Linked DNA regions of Homo sapiens: all the other regions are linked to region 1. A link is a contact called in ENCODE Hi-C or POLR2A ChIA-PET data. All regions are on one chromosome and are shown on one strand. Each heading gives the region's core, a stretch centred on a gene start or an enhancer-like site at or near the end of the contact. The rest is flanking DNA. Distances are from core to core; before and after follow the strand shown. Region 1 holds the start of WDR1 (WD repeat domain 1). Region 2 holds the start of ABLIM2 (actin binding LIM protein family member 2). Region 3 holds the start of SH3TC1 (SH3 domain and tetratricopeptide repeats 1). Region 4 holds the start of ACOX3 (acyl-CoA oxidase 3, pristanoyl). Region 5 overlaps LOC107986178 (a long non-coding RNA gene).

The links. A loop is a pair of places that touch in the nucleus more often than their neighbours do. ChIA-PET counts read pairs that join two places held with the same protein, here RNA polymerase II (POLR2A). Pooled maps may share reads with other maps.
Region 2: a loop to region 1 is called in a map of CD8-positive, alpha-beta T cell, with 28 times the contacts of the local background. The contact joins the promoter of ABLIM2 here to the promoter of WDR1 in region 1. A Hi-C loop is called at or near these places in 1 of 168 maps with a recorded cell type or tissue (CD8-positive, alpha-beta T cell), 2 of 37 single-sample maps with no recorded cell type and 8 of 50 pooled maps. POLR2A ChIA-PET finds 5 or more read pairs at or near these places in 1 of 52 experiments (activated T-cell).
Region 3: a pooled map shows a loop between it and region 1 (16-fold over the local background). The contact joins the promoter of SH3TC1 here to the promoter of WDR1 in region 1. A Hi-C loop is called at or near these places in 1 of 37 single-sample maps with no recorded cell type and 7 of 50 pooled maps. POLR2A ChIA-PET finds 5 or more read pairs at or near these places in 1 of 52 experiments (activated B cell).
Region 4: a loop to region 1 is called in a map of naive thymus-derived CD4-positive, alpha-beta T cell, with 24 times the contacts of the local background. The contact joins the promoter of ACOX3 here to the promoter of WDR1 in region 1. A Hi-C loop is called at or near these places in 1 of 168 maps with a recorded cell type or tissue (naive thymus-derived CD4-positive, alpha-beta T cell), 6 of 37 single-sample maps with no recorded cell type and 14 of 50 pooled maps. POLR2A ChIA-PET finds 5 or more read pairs at or near these places in 1 of 52 experiments (CD4-positive, alpha-beta memory T cell).
Region 5: a loop to region 1 is called in a pooled map, with 4 times the contacts of the local background. The contact joins the enhancer-like site here to the promoter of WDR1 in region 1. A Hi-C loop is called at or near these places in 1 of 50 pooled maps. POLR2A ChIA-PET finds 5 or more read pairs at or near these places in 4 of 52 experiments (A673, WTC11, activated T-cell and 1 more).

What each region holds. Positions count from the first base shown.
Region 1 is chr4:10,115,485-10,118,077 of GRCh38, reverse strand. It overlaps WDR1 (WD repeat domain 1), which reads left to right and starts at 1,279. Exons shown (of 15, transcript NM_017491.5): 1 at 1,279-1,427; 2 at 1,844-1,965. The coding sequence starts at 1,412. It overlaps LOC124900666 (a long non-coding RNA gene), which reads right to left and starts at 989. Exons shown (of 2, transcript XR_007058030.1): 1 at 1-989. It also overlaps the pseudogene RNA5SP155. RefSeq lists enhancers at 1-47, 1,818-1,967, 1,618-2,422 and silencers at 968-1,087, 1,098-1,507, 1,588-1,737.
Region 2 is chr4:8,157,515-8,160,107 of GRCh38, reverse strand. ABLIM2 (actin binding LIM protein family member 2) reads left to right here and starts at 1,295. Exons shown (of 21, transcript NM_001130083.2): 1 at 1,295-1,428. The coding sequence starts at 1,419. RefSeq lists silencers at 689-748, 1,089-1,578.
Region 3 is chr4:8,197,974-8,200,566 of GRCh38, reverse strand. It overlaps SH3TC1 (SH3 domain and tetratricopeptide repeats 1), which reads right to left and starts at 1,277. Exons shown (of 18, transcript NM_018986.5): 1 at 1,162-1,277. RefSeq lists enhancers at 1-80, 211-260, 391-440, 1,471-1,590, 1,941-2,040 and a silencer at 1,071-1,260.
Region 4 is chr4:8,439,422-8,442,014 of GRCh38, reverse strand. It overlaps ACOX3 (acyl-CoA oxidase 3, pristanoyl), which reads left to right and starts at 1,292. Exons shown (of 18, transcript NM_003501.3): 1 at 1,292-1,367. TRMT44 (tRNA methyltransferase 44 homolog) reads right to left here and starts at 1,238. Exons shown (of 11, transcript NM_152544.3): 1 at 574-1,238. The coding sequence starts at 1,192. RefSeq lists silencers at 825-884, 935-1,144 and enhancers at 613-1,346, 1,165-1,404.
Region 5 is chr4:11,547,696-11,550,288 of GRCh38, reverse strand. The region is part of intron 1 of LOC107986178 (a long non-coding RNA gene); the gene reads right to left. Among named protein-coding and RNA genes, the nearest start is that of HS3ST1, 120 kb to the right of the region's middle. Within about 2 kb of position 1,313, at least 5 of the 41 ENCODE cell types and tissues checked have a DNase peak (open chromatin) inside an H3K27ac peak, as active enhancers do; they include endothelial cell of umbilical vein, where a contact is called at or near this core.

The DNA of each region.
Region 1 (2,593 bases), core at 30-2,529:
CCCCGAGGGAAAGCTTGTACCCATTCTACTGAAAGATGAGACTAGAAACTTGTACACTTCACAGCGCCTGCTCTCCAGCTGAGCCACTACCCGGGTTTTACAAGTGGGGCTTGTTTTGCTTTCTTAGGAAATAACCTTTAACTTCCTTAAAAGCAGCAGCGCCCCCACCCCCACTTTTGCCTTTCAAAAGCTAAACTTTTGAGAAAAAGCACGAGTTCAGGCCTAACAAAGAGTAACCCTTACGTTCTTGTTGCCAGTAACTACTTCAAGAAAAAGCACTTAACCGTGCTTAGAGAAAGACGCCAACAGCATTCCTCTTCCACTTACAACAACATTCAGCTACCCGCCCGCACCCCGCCAAATACTTTGCTTTCTCCCACTTTTACAACCCTCCCAGCCCCCAGAGCCCCAAGGGGAAAGCTTGTACCCATCCTACTGAAAGATGAGACTAGAAACTTGGACACTTTACAGCCCCTGCTCTCCCGCCACAACTGAGCCACTACCCTGGTTTTAGGAGTGAGACTTGTTTTGTTTAGGAAATAACCTTTAACTTCCTTAAGACCGACAGCTCCCCCATCCCCCACGCCTTTTTTGCCTTTCAAAAGCTCAACTTTTGAGAGAAAAAGCACGAGTTCAGGCCCAACAAAGAGTAACCCCTACGTTCTTGTTGCCAGCAACTACTTCAAGCAAGGGCACTTAACCGTACTTTAAGAAGACGTAAAAAGCATCCCTCTCCTGCTTACAAAACCCGAGCAGGAGGACTGGCGGCTGGGCAACGCCCGGGACCGGTCAAAAAGGAGAGGCCGGGGAGCGCCCGCCACGCAACGCGGTCACAGGTACAGAGAGGTTTTTCCAGACCCCCACCAAAGCCCGCCAGTACTTTCAGCGTCTTTAAGACCCCCCCGCAAATAAACTTCCTACAGCCCAGCTTCTCCTACAAGCTAGCAACAGAAAGGCACCCACCCCCCGACTCCCAGAAGCATTCTGACGCGGCTGCTTGTCTGCGCCGCCTTTTCAAGGGCCCGCGGGGCGTGCTATACGTCACTTCCGGGGCGGGGCGAGCAAGGCGGAGGCGGGGCCGGGGCCGGCGGGGGAGGGGAGCGCCAGGTCCGCGCAGGCTCGCCGGGACCGCAGCCGCCGAGCCGAGCGCTTGACTATATATGGTCAAAGCTGGGGGCGAGCCGCGCGCGGGACCGCGCTTCCGGGTTCGGGGCGTCCGCAACCACAGCGCGCAGGGCAGGCGCGAGCTGGCCTCTGAGCCCCGGCCTCGGACCGCCCACTCCACTCCCGGCACGCCCGGTGCCGCCTTCCGGCTCCAGTCCCCGGGCTCGGCCTCGGCGAGGTGTAATTCGCAGCGCGGGCCGGCCCCGGAGGCTCTCGGCGAGCGCGGCGCGGTAACAAGTGGGCGAGGATGCCGTACGAGATCAGTAAGTGCCGCGGCGCGGGGCCCCCGAGCGGCCGCCGCGCTGCCCCGGCCCCGGTCCCCGGCCCCTAGGCGCCGTGCGGGTGGCGGGGGAGTCCTCGGCGCGGGGGAGGGGTGCGGGCGCCGGCCGGAGGCGTGGCGGGGCCGCCCTCGGTGGTGCAGGGCGGGACCCCCGACGGGGGGTGCGCCCCCAAGTTGGCGCCGTGGGCCGAGCCGGAGGAGCCCCGCTGCCCCCAAGGGCCTGGCCCGGGGCGCGGACCAGGAAGTCGCGCGGTTCCTGGCGCTCGTGGAAAGTGGAGGCCGCCCTCCCGGCGCAGTCAACAGGTGACCGGCCGAGACCGGTCCGGGGCTCCTTCTCCCTTCTGTCCCCGCCGTCCCCGCCCTGCCCTGACATGCCCCGCCGCATTTGTGTCTCCGCAGAGAAGGTGTTCGCCAGCCTCCCGCAGGTGGAGAGGGGCGTCTCCAAGATCATCGGCGGCGACCCTAAGGGCAACAATTTTCTGTACACCAATGGAAAGTGCGTCATCCTAAGGAACATCGACGTGAGTACCCCCTACCCCGGGCGCGGTTCTGCTCCGGAGCCACCTTGGGATGGGATAATTCGCCTTCCTCTCCACTTCTCACCTCCTGCCCATTGGCCCGGGGAGGGTGAGGGCGCCACGCCCCCTCTACCGGGAGCCACACCTCGGAGCCCCGGAAGCCGGCCTCAGATTCACCCAGGTCCTTGTCTGCTCCTTCTTGATGAGGAAACTGAGTCTTAGTTCGTTTCTGTCTACGGTCATAGCACCCTGAAAGCGCCGGATCGCCTCTGATCTTGGAAGCTAAGCACGGTCAGGCCTGGTTAGTACGTGGATGGGAGATTAGATTAGTTCATTCCTTAAAAGCAAGGGCTCCGGATTTGAGGGATCAGACTGACCCGGTCGGCCGCTGCGTGACCTTGAGAAGATTGGCGATTTGGGCATCTCTGAGCCCCAGTTTTCTCGTCTGTAAAACAGATGATGAGATGATGACCACTCTCGCTTCGCCTGCTGGCTGGGCAGATGGAATGAATGAGCTGCTGGCGTCCCTCAAGCCCAGCGGTGCCTGGTGCACTTTGAGCCCTTGCTGAATGGAATGGCACTCAGCTAACTCGCTGTTAATACCCTGGTCTTCCAGTATGGCAGAGCCCGG
Region 2 (2,593 bases), core at 46-2,545, 2.0 Mb after region 1:
TGATCTCAACTCACACTGGGTCATGGCACACATTAGTTCACTGATCCTTAGATCTGGCGCCCCCTCAATTACATGGCACAAGATCCCAGTGGACTGGCATGGGAACCCTGCGGCTGCGGGCAGAATCACCTAGCTGGGCCTCCTGGATTTCTAGGGTGTGTGGGGCTTGGCTGGTTCCCCAGGACTTCAGCTCCCCCACTGAGCCACTGTACTCCTGGCCTCCCATCCTGGCCCCTCTTGGGGGAGATGGCTGCTGCTGAGGGAGGGGGAGGAGTACCTGCTCCTGCCTCAGTGTTCCATTCAGTCTACATTTTCTGTGCCCAATCTTCTTCCACTTGTTGAAAGCATCTCCAAACAGCCCTGGCCCAAGCCAAAAGTCCTTGGCCTCTCTCTCCATGCCAGGTTCCCGCGATTCTGCATCCTAAATGCTCCTCCAGCCCAGGCCCTCCGCGCCTGGTGGGCATCCTTGTGTTTGCCGGCTCCTCCCGACCTCTCTGCAGCTCGCCTTTTGTCGCACCAGGCACACAGTGGGGACCCCTGCTCCTCCCCGTTCCCTGACTCCCTCTCCTGCACCCGCGTCCAGGCCCTGTGCTGGGCGCCTGATGTCACAGGGTAGCCGGTCACCGTGGAGGCTGGGGCCGGGGACTGCGCCGAAGTGAGCCGCGCCACCTCTCCCGGTGCACCCCCCAGCTGGGCGCCAGCCGGCGAGGAGCGACGGGAGCCTGGGGTGGGTGGCGAGGCGCGGACAGCCCAAGCCCGGAGGCAGGAAACCTGCGCACGAATCCCCACCAGTGCAAGCCTCGCCGACGGATGCGGGCTAATCCTGCCCGAGCACCGCCCCCGCCTCAGTTTCCCTCTCTGTAAACTGGTAAAGAAGAGTTGGCCCAGAAGGTCTTCAGGCGCCTTGTAGCTCGACTACTCAAGAAGAGCTGCACCAAGCTCGCTTTTCCCTGCGCCGCTCTCCTAGCGACTCCCGGATTCCGTGAGCGGCAGTCCCCACGTCGCCCCTCAGGCCGTGGCGACAGCTCTGCAGAGATCTAAGAACGATTGCGAAAGGCCTCAGCCGCCGTCGCCCGTCTGCGCCTGCGCTGGCCGCGAAGCGTGCTGGGACTTGTAGTCCGATCGCCCCGCAGCTGGGGAGCCAGGCGGAGCGGTGGCGTCGAGGTGCCTACACTTCCCAGGGTGCTCCCGGGCGGCAGCGGGGGCGCGGGGCGGGGCCGCCAGGAGGGGCGTGAGAGTGGGCGTGGCACGGGCGTGGCCTGCGCGCCGTGGGGCTGCGGCGGCGCTGCCTGGCGTGTGCGCAAGGAGCGGGCGCGGAGCCGGCGGGCGGGCGGAGGATAGCGCGGGCGCGGCACCTGCGGGCCCGAGGGTCTGGCTGTCGCAGCGCCGGGCCGCCCCGACTCCGAGCGGCTGCTGAGATGAGTGCAGGTGGGTGCTGGGGACCGAGGGACCAACGGGTCCCCGCGCTGGCTCGCGGCGCCGCAAGGGCTGGGTGGCATTCGGAGGCTGCACCTGCAACGCCGGGGAAAATCACCCAGCGGCTCCACCCAACTTTTGCTCCAGGATTTTGCAGCCCCGAGGGGCCAGAGCGCAGCCCTCTGCCCTGCGCCCGGAGCGCGTAGCTCAGTGGCGCGGGCCGGGGATCCTTTCCCAGCGCGCCGGCCGGCGTGGCTGCGCCAGGATGTCTGGAAGGCGCCCCTTCTTTGCTTCTCACGGGGGTCCGGGTTGTTCCAGGCTGCAGAAAGCGGTCAGGGTCCGCGCGGGGGCCTGGGGTCCGGGCGAAGGGCCGGGGCCCCAGCAGACCTAGGCACGCAGAGGTGAGATGATAGGCGGGGCTTTGCAGCTGGGGGCGCCGCCCTTGCGCCGCTCTGGCAGCGCCTGGGTTGGGGGCGTCAGGCCGACCCTCGGCGCCCAGGACTCTCCGCAGCAGATCTGGGGACCCGGAGCCCGCATGTGTCAGACCCGGCCCCGACCCGATCTCTGCGCGTCTCCAGCCCCTCGCCCCTGCGCGTCGCACCCCTGCCTTTCCCGCCGCACCCACCCTCCGGGATCTGACAGCCTCTGTGCGGGGCTGGAAAAATCCCACAGCGCTGGAGCCCAGCCGCGCCTTGTGCTGTTGGGGAAACTGAGACCTAGAACTGGAGCCCTTGGCGGTGAGCCCTGGAGGCGGCCTGAGGATGCCCGGATCTGAGAGCCTCCTGGGGCCCGCACCGGGCTGAGGGCTTGTCGTTGCATTCCCGGCAGGGAAGGGCTGTCACCCCATTTTTCAGGGTGTGACCCGAGGCGCACCAGGCTTGAGTCACTTGCTTGGCTCAGGAAGGGGGGGCGGGGATTCGAACCCCGGGCTCACTGACTCTTGTGCTCTTTCCTCTAAGCCTGTCGCGCCAGGGACTGCAGTATGGCCCTTGGCCATGGTGCAGAAACCAATGGGGACAGCCGCTTCCCCTGAGGGAGATCGGACTGGGGAGAGAATGTGAATTTAGTAAGAGCTTCCTGTGGGCTGTAGGCCTAGAAGGGGGCGGGGGCTAAGGGCCAGGGACTCCCCTCCCTGGGGAGATTGTCTCCCTCCCCCTCCAATCCAAGGAAGGAGGGA
Region 3 (2,593 bases), core at 28-2,527, 1.9 Mb after region 1:
CCATGCAAAAAACGCTGGCCCAGCGCCCCACACGGGACACAGTTGTCATCACTGTCAACAACAGTGTTGACAGTCACATAATTATGGCCATCCAGGGTGCTCACAGCATCCTCGGCTCACCTGGAGGAGGGAGGCACAGCTGTGCCCCTTTCACGGATGAGCCATCAGCTGCGGTGACTCTGCCTGCCCAAGGTCACACAGCCAAGCAGCACAGGTGGGGTTGAACCCAGGTGGTCAGAGCCCAGCCCCCACATACCCATCCTAAACCCAGACCTGACTCGGGCCCAGCCTTGCCTCCAGCCACAAGCTCAGCCGCAGCCCCGCTGCCTGGCGCTGGGAGGCCACACCCTGAGTGGCCGGCCCACATGCAGGCTGCCCCTGGCCCTGGCACTGGCCGACACCGCTAACACCCCCCAGCGTCACTTTGCTATTCATCTCATCTGAGCCTCGTCAACGGCAAAAGGTTGGAAACTCCCGCTTCACAGACAGGGCAGGGCTCCCAGGGCTCCTGGGGATCACGCACAGGCCCAGAGGGGGTCTCAGTGGTGTACACACACAGGAGCACACGCCCCGGCACACCTGCAGTTGAAGGCTGGGCCCAGACCCTCCCTGGAATTTTCAGGCTGAAGCCCCTGGTCCAGTTGCTGGTCCATTTGGTTGTTGGAAAAGAGGCCCAGGTGGCGGCATCAGAGTGGCCAGTTATAGCCACTGCGGTGCCGGGTGAGGCTGAGGCGCTGGGCTCGCCCTGGTAGGTCTGGTAGTGTGGCCCAAGCTAACCGGGCGCTGGGGTCACACCTGAGATCCGCTGGACTTGGAATCCAGCGACAGGCTGGCTCTGCTCCCAGACCCCCAGGGCCGCTCATGCCAAGGGCCAGCACGGGGTCAGGCCAGGTCCCAGAAGCAAGGGTGCTTGGTCAAAGCTGAAATCATTGCCCTCAATCACTGCGGATTGGCACTGCCAGCACCTGTGAGCTCTGAGTGGGGTCTGCTGAGGGTGCCGACGACCTCCCCGAGGCCCCCAGCTCGCAGTTTCGCTCCACCCCCATCCCAAACAGGTCAGAAAAGTCCTCAAGAAAGTGTAAAGATCCAACCATGGCAAGACTGGCAGACAGCAGCCTGCTCGGCCAGTCCACGCCCCGCCTGCCCCGGAGCCCCCCATACCTGCGGCGTGTTCCTCAGAGGCAGCTCCCAGGCCCACAGGGCCGTAGCACGCAGGAACCAGGTGGCCGCTCCTGGCCCAGCGCTGGCTGGCCCCACGGGGCTGTCTCCAGCTGGACGGAGCAGGCAGGGGCCGCCCACAGCCAGGCTGACTGCACAGCGGCCTCCGCCCCCTGCTTCCTGCCCTACTTCCTCCCTGCGCCTGAGGGCCGGTGACGGAGAGGCAGGCCCAGGGCGGCTGCACAGACACCGCAGCCGGTTGATCATTAGCTCTTTCCTGGACGAGGTCCAGGCCCTGTCCTGCCTGCCCGCTGCCCAGCCCCCAGGCTCTGTAGTAGAGGCTAGGGGCACCCAGTCCCCCGCCAGGCTGGGATTGGGGAAGTCCACCAGCCACCGGCTGCCTCAGCCCTGCCAGCCTCAGCTCTGATCTCTGTTCCTCTTCCATTTACTGCACACACACACACACGCATGCCTGCACACATACATGCATGCACACACACACGCATGTGCATGCAGACACACATACATATGCATGGGCACACAGAGACTCACAAGCACAAGTGTGTGCACACATGGACAGGCACACGTATGCACACAAACGCTCACGTGCAATTTCTTCCGTCTCTGCCCGGGTGCCCTCCGGGCCACTGGCTCCATCAATGGGAACATTTAGGGGAAGAGATGGGCTCCCCTCCTCCTCACCGCAAGCTCTCCTTGCTAGCCTGGCCTGTCCCAACGGGTCTACCTCTTTACCCTCCCACCGTCTCCAGGCCTGAGCCAGGTTTGAGAGCAGAAACCTTCCCAGCCAGGCAGACCCAAGGCCAAAGCACGTAATCTCGCCCCTGCCTGCTGAGGAAGCCTGGCCTGGGCTCACGTCAGCTGGGACAAGAGGCAGAACTGAACTCAAATTGCCCTGTTGGTCCCGCCTGTCTGCCTGCTCTGATGCCCTTGCCAACACAGGAGTGTGAGCACCCACGTGGTGGGTGTGGGCTGCGGGCTCCGGCCCAGCTCTAGGAAGTGGGAATGGGAGGGATCCCTCCAGCCTGTGCTGTGATAGGTCGGAGCTTTACACACACCTGGTTTGAGAAAACCAAGAATAATCCCTAAGTCAAATAGTTATGTATCCATCTCACAGACAGGAAAACTAAGGCTCAGGGAGGTAATGTGACATGCCCAAGGCCAGTGACCAACAAGAAGATAAGACTGGAACCAGGTCTGACTGGTTCTGAAGGCTTTAGGGCTGGGCTTTTCAACCAAGGCACTACCGACATTTGGGGCCGCATCCTTCTTTGTTGCAGGGCGGGGGGCTGTCCTGTGCACTGGAGGGTTTTAGCTGGTCCCTGGCCTCCACCCACTGGATGCCAGTAGCCCCCTCCTCTAATCATAGCAGCCAAACATAGCTCAGATATTGATCCCCTGGGGGTGAAGTCACCCC
Region 4 (2,593 bases), core at 43-2,542, 1.7 Mb after region 1:
CGCTGTTTGAGCACAAAGGAGATTCATTTAAACCGCCACTGCTATAGATGACATGTATGATGCACTGTCTCCCTTTCACCCTTTCGCCCCGAACGTCCGCTTCTTAGATCTAAGTGATTGTACTCAATAGTGTGGAGACCAGAGCTCCCAGGCTTTGGCAGCCTCCATTTTGCAATTGGCCCCCTGGCCCCCAATCTTTATGCACTCTTAACCTGTCTCGTCTCATTCCTTCGTCGCCACCGGACTTTGAGTACCCTACGGGTGGTGTTGAGGCTGGTCCCCAACACTTTTACACCTACAGCTTTACCTGCTAAACTCCTAGGTATTACGCAATATCCAGCTAGTCCTTCACTGTCTCTTTGAAGCCTTCCAGACACCACCCCAATCAATTATCCCATCTTCTGTACTAAGGACACACATTTCTATGCGCCCACTCAAAAAACTATGAAACACCTAACAACCTCCCTAGGACATCGCAGAGGAACTAGTACCCTTAGGACTTTTTCATTGACCCGAGGTTCTATGAATGCTTTTTTATCTAATCATATCCGTCCACTATCAAAACACTCTTACCTTGCACGACTATTTCCCTCCTGGGAGTTGTAAGGGGGCAATGTGGGCTAGTTTTCGGGATGACGGTTCTGAGAACCACGTCGAGCTCACGCTGCGCCTCTGGCTGCGATCCCGCCCCGGAGCTGGTGAGGAAGGCCAGCAACTCCGAATTGCCACGGGCGAGACTTTGGGAGAAATCCTCCCAAAGCGAATCCAGATCTGCGGCGGGGAAGTCGCCCTCCCTTCCTTCAGCATGGCCGGGGTGCCCGGAGTCCCTCAGGGGCACTGAGGCGGCTTCCCTCTGTGCCTCCTCTTGCTGGCACTGGCCCTGGGCCTCCTCAAGTTCGCAACATGCCGTGCCCTGCTCGGGTCCTGATAGCGACCTGGGACCCGGGCCCCCTCCGGGGGAACCCTGGCCGGGTCCCGGACCCCGCTCCTTCTGCTCCGAGCCTGCGCTAGTCCCGGGGCCGCGGGCCTCCGCGCAGGGCAGGGCGGCGCTCCAGCGGGCCTCCAGGCGGGCGCCGCAAAGCCGTTTGTTTGCCACCTGCGGCCTCTCCAGCCACACTTCGACCGCAGCCCAGAAGCCCTGTGGGAGAAGCGCGCCTGGGTAGCTGATCCCGGTACGGCCCACCTCAGCCATGGCAGCCAGCAGGTGTACAGCCCTGGCAGCGGCGCGCCGAGATGACGCAGCCCGGTGGCGCGGCGCGTTGACGTCATGGAGGCGGGGTGCTGGGACCGGAAATGAGAATGGCGCCGCTGGAGATCCTTTCCTGCTTTTGGTTTCCCTGGCAGGGGTTGAACTGTGGAGTGTGTGGGTGAGGAATTTGACCTGTGTTTTATTCCCTTTTGAGAGAATTCTGGGCGTGGTATAGTTACAGAATCAAACATCAGCCAGCCAGCGGGTGTGGAACGCATTGTCCTCAGTACTGATTACCGATAAAAGTCAGGGAGCCTAAGTTTGTGAACGTAAAAGATGAGTCCTCTTATGAAAGCTAACTTTTCTCCACTTGGGTTCTGGTTTGCTTTTAGTGCTGGCATTACAGCCAGTGCCTTCCTAAGTCTGAGTGCAGCCATGGCTGTTTCATAAGAATGATGTAACGTTGTCCCATGAGGGATGAAAGTCATCTGTCACCTACTGTAGCAGGACAAGCCACAGACAAAACTCCTCAGACACCGGATTAAAGAAGAAAGAGGTTTATTCGGCCGGGAGCATCGGCAGACTTGCGTCTTAAGAGCTGAGCTCCCCAAAAAAGAAATTCTTGGCCTGTTTAAAGGCTTACGACTTTAAGGGTCCACGTGAAAGGGTCGTGATAAATTGAGCAAGCATGGGAAACGTGACTGGGGGCTACATGAATCAGCTAACAGAACAGAAAGTTTTGCAATGCTTTTTTCATACAATGTCTGGAATTTACAGATAACACAAGTAGTTTAGGTCGGGGGTTGATGTTATTATTATTATTTTTTTTAACTCCTAGGGCCACGTGGTGGTGCCAAGGTTGTCTGGCTATTTATCTGACTTTTGTTTCTTTCTAACTTTTTGCTTTCTCTCTTTTCCTCCTGTCTTATGAACTAGGCAAGGTGGCAGGGAGGAGGGCAGCAGGAGTAGTAGTGGTCTCCTTATCCCTTCCTTTGAGAATTTTCACAAATTAGTGGGAGTTCTCGCTTTTATTTTTACTTTGAGTCTCTTTGGGAGACAGAGTGATAGTGTTTTATGTAATACACTTGCAGTGAGGGTTTTAAATTCTCTTATAGCTGGAAACTATCTTTTAAATAAAGACCTAGGATCAAACCTGTGTTAAACCAGTACAGGCACATGTGCCAACTTTGTCATGTCCTAAGCAGGTTAGTTTTTTTACTGGGTCTTAAAAGCTTTTTTCCTAGCAAGCAACACAGTATTTCTTAATAATAGGAGTTTTTAAGAGCCAAATGCTTGAACTTGGCATCTGCTTGGGGAAAGAGTTAAAGTAATCTTGAGGCATTAAATCTTTTGCTTCTCAAGGCCATTGGTCTCTCATGTTAGCCTTTTTATAAACATAACATG
Region 5 (2,593 bases), core at 64-2,563, 1.4 Mb before region 1:
GACAGAAAATAGATTAGTGGTTACCTAAGGATGAGTGGGAGGAGAAAGTGGGAGATGATTGTTAATGGATATGAGATTTATTTTACAGGGGAAAAGTGTCTTATAATTTATACAGATGTTCCTCGACTTATGATCGAGTTACATTGCAATAAATCCATCATAAGTCAAAAGCACATTTAATACCCTGACAAACCCATCATAAAGTTGAAAAATGATCAGTGGAACAATCCTAAGTTGAGGACTGTCTGTATTGTGGTAATTGTTGTGTAGCCCTGTACATATTCTAAAATATGTTGAATAATACACTTTAAATAAGTTAATTGTATCCTATGCAAATTATATTTCAGTAAAACTGTTAATAAGAAGTTGTAGTTAGTGACTACCATGGATCATAGATCATAATGAAAAATGGCAGATAAGCAGTCCACTCTCACAACAACAGTAGATTAGGACAGTTTAGTCATTTGTATACTTTATAATAAACCAAATACAAGTTCAGCAGACTTCTAACATCTTGCACACTCTTTCATCCCCAAGCTGGATTTACTACAAATGTCACTCTCCTCATGGGGTATTTAGAGTCTTGTCATTGCAGAGGTATTTGTTTCTTCCCATTTTGCCTCAGAACTATCCTTTACAAACACAAAGCATGACACCATATGTAGAGCTGTTCACATTCCCTACTAGGTGGGAATCAATCATGCCATATGTAGTTTTGTTTCACTTGTATCCACCAATAACAGCAGCTTCTCAGCAAATGCTTGTGAAAAGAACAGGTAAATAAAGTCCTCCATCAGTGGTTGAAAATTTGTGTCCAATCAGCTACCATTAGACAGAAAACATACTTTGTTTCATGTACACAGATGTTGACTAAAGTAAACTGGTTGCCAACATTTAAATATTGGGCATTTCCACATAAAAACCCACATTTCTAGGCTCTTGAAAATTTGAAGAAAATTTGACTTCTGGTCCCACATGAGAGCAGTCAACTGAATAATTACTGTATCCTAATTTGCCACGAACTCCACCATTCTTGTCTATACATTCATGCATTTTCATTTACTTATAACATTTACATTTGCTTCCTGGTCTATGCACACATTTGATATTATGTGATTTCTGTGTTAACCTGTAACACATTATATAGCTTTCAATGAAAAAATAATTTTATTTTTGTTCTCTTGAAATTGCCTTAGAACTAAGACTGCCATTAGAATGGCCCCAGAGCTTCCAGAGGACATGTAAGTGAAACAAGTGGATGAGTCATCAGAACCTCTGTGCCTGTCATTCACTCCAGTATCGGTGTTTCAAGGTGCACCTTCCAGCAAGAACCTTCTGAGTCACTGCTTAGAAAGTCTGTGGTTACCAAATTATTTAGTAAATAATTTATGTTATTTTTCTCACATTAGTAAAATTACCATAATTTTGTTTTCCCTTTCTGTTTATTAATATCTCTGGGTTCTGCTTGGAAGTCCAGAAAACTTTTTCAGGAAGCAGGCTGCCTCTGAGGCCATTCTCCTTCCTGTCATGTTCAGAAATTCCTGTTCTTCAAGTGGACTCATTTCCTTTCTGCCATTGCAGCTGTTACTCAACCACCTTGGATGCAGAAAGATAAGAAGGGTGACCCCACCTTCTTGTCACCACTTAAGGGTTCAAGTACTATGTGTACACCAATGGCTTCAAACTGTGCATTTTTATCTCAACCTCTCCCCCCAGCATCCAAGGCACACATCCAGTGTCTACGTTTAATCTTAATTTTGATATCCCATGGGCATCTCAAATTTGAGGTTTTGACACCATTACCCACTCCACACGCATAGTCCTCCTACTGTAGCCTTTCCAAACTCAGACTGGCAACTCCATTCCAGCCTAAGCAACTTCCAGCTGCCTTAGAGGCACAAAACTCTGCAGTCTCCTATGACTCCTCTCTTGCTCTCACTCCTGACATCTTGCTCACAAGCAAATTCTATTGGCTCCTTCAAAATGTATCTGAATCTCCCACCTCCACTCCCAACTCCTGGTCCATGCCAGCCTCTTCTCTTAACACTGCAAGAGGCTCCACACTGTCTTTCTGCTTCTGGTCTGCTCCCACATCCCTTTCAGTGTATTCTCAAAACACCCATCTGAGTAATTCTCATGAAATATGTCCCATCTCACTCCTCATGTGCTAGCTTCTCCATTTACCCCAGACTGCAAGCCAACAACCTTGCAGCGGCCTCAAGGCCAGAGATGATCCAGACATACATCCTCTCTCCAGACTTTTCCCTGTTCTATTCCCCGCCTTCCACTCTGCTGAGTGGAGTTCCTGATAACTATGCAATGTTCTTTTCTCAGATGTCTGCATGACTAGTTCTATGTCTCTTTATTCAAATTTTACTTTCTCTATTAGGGTTCCATAGCCACCTCTTCAAAATTATTCCCCCAGTACTTCTGATTCTCCTTACCTAATTTATTTATCAGCTTGGCATTTATCACCATCTTTATATTTTGTACTATATATTATATACATACTATATATACACACATACATATTTGTATACTTATATAATTTTACATAAATTTATAAAACTATATAGAAACATTTACATTTTTA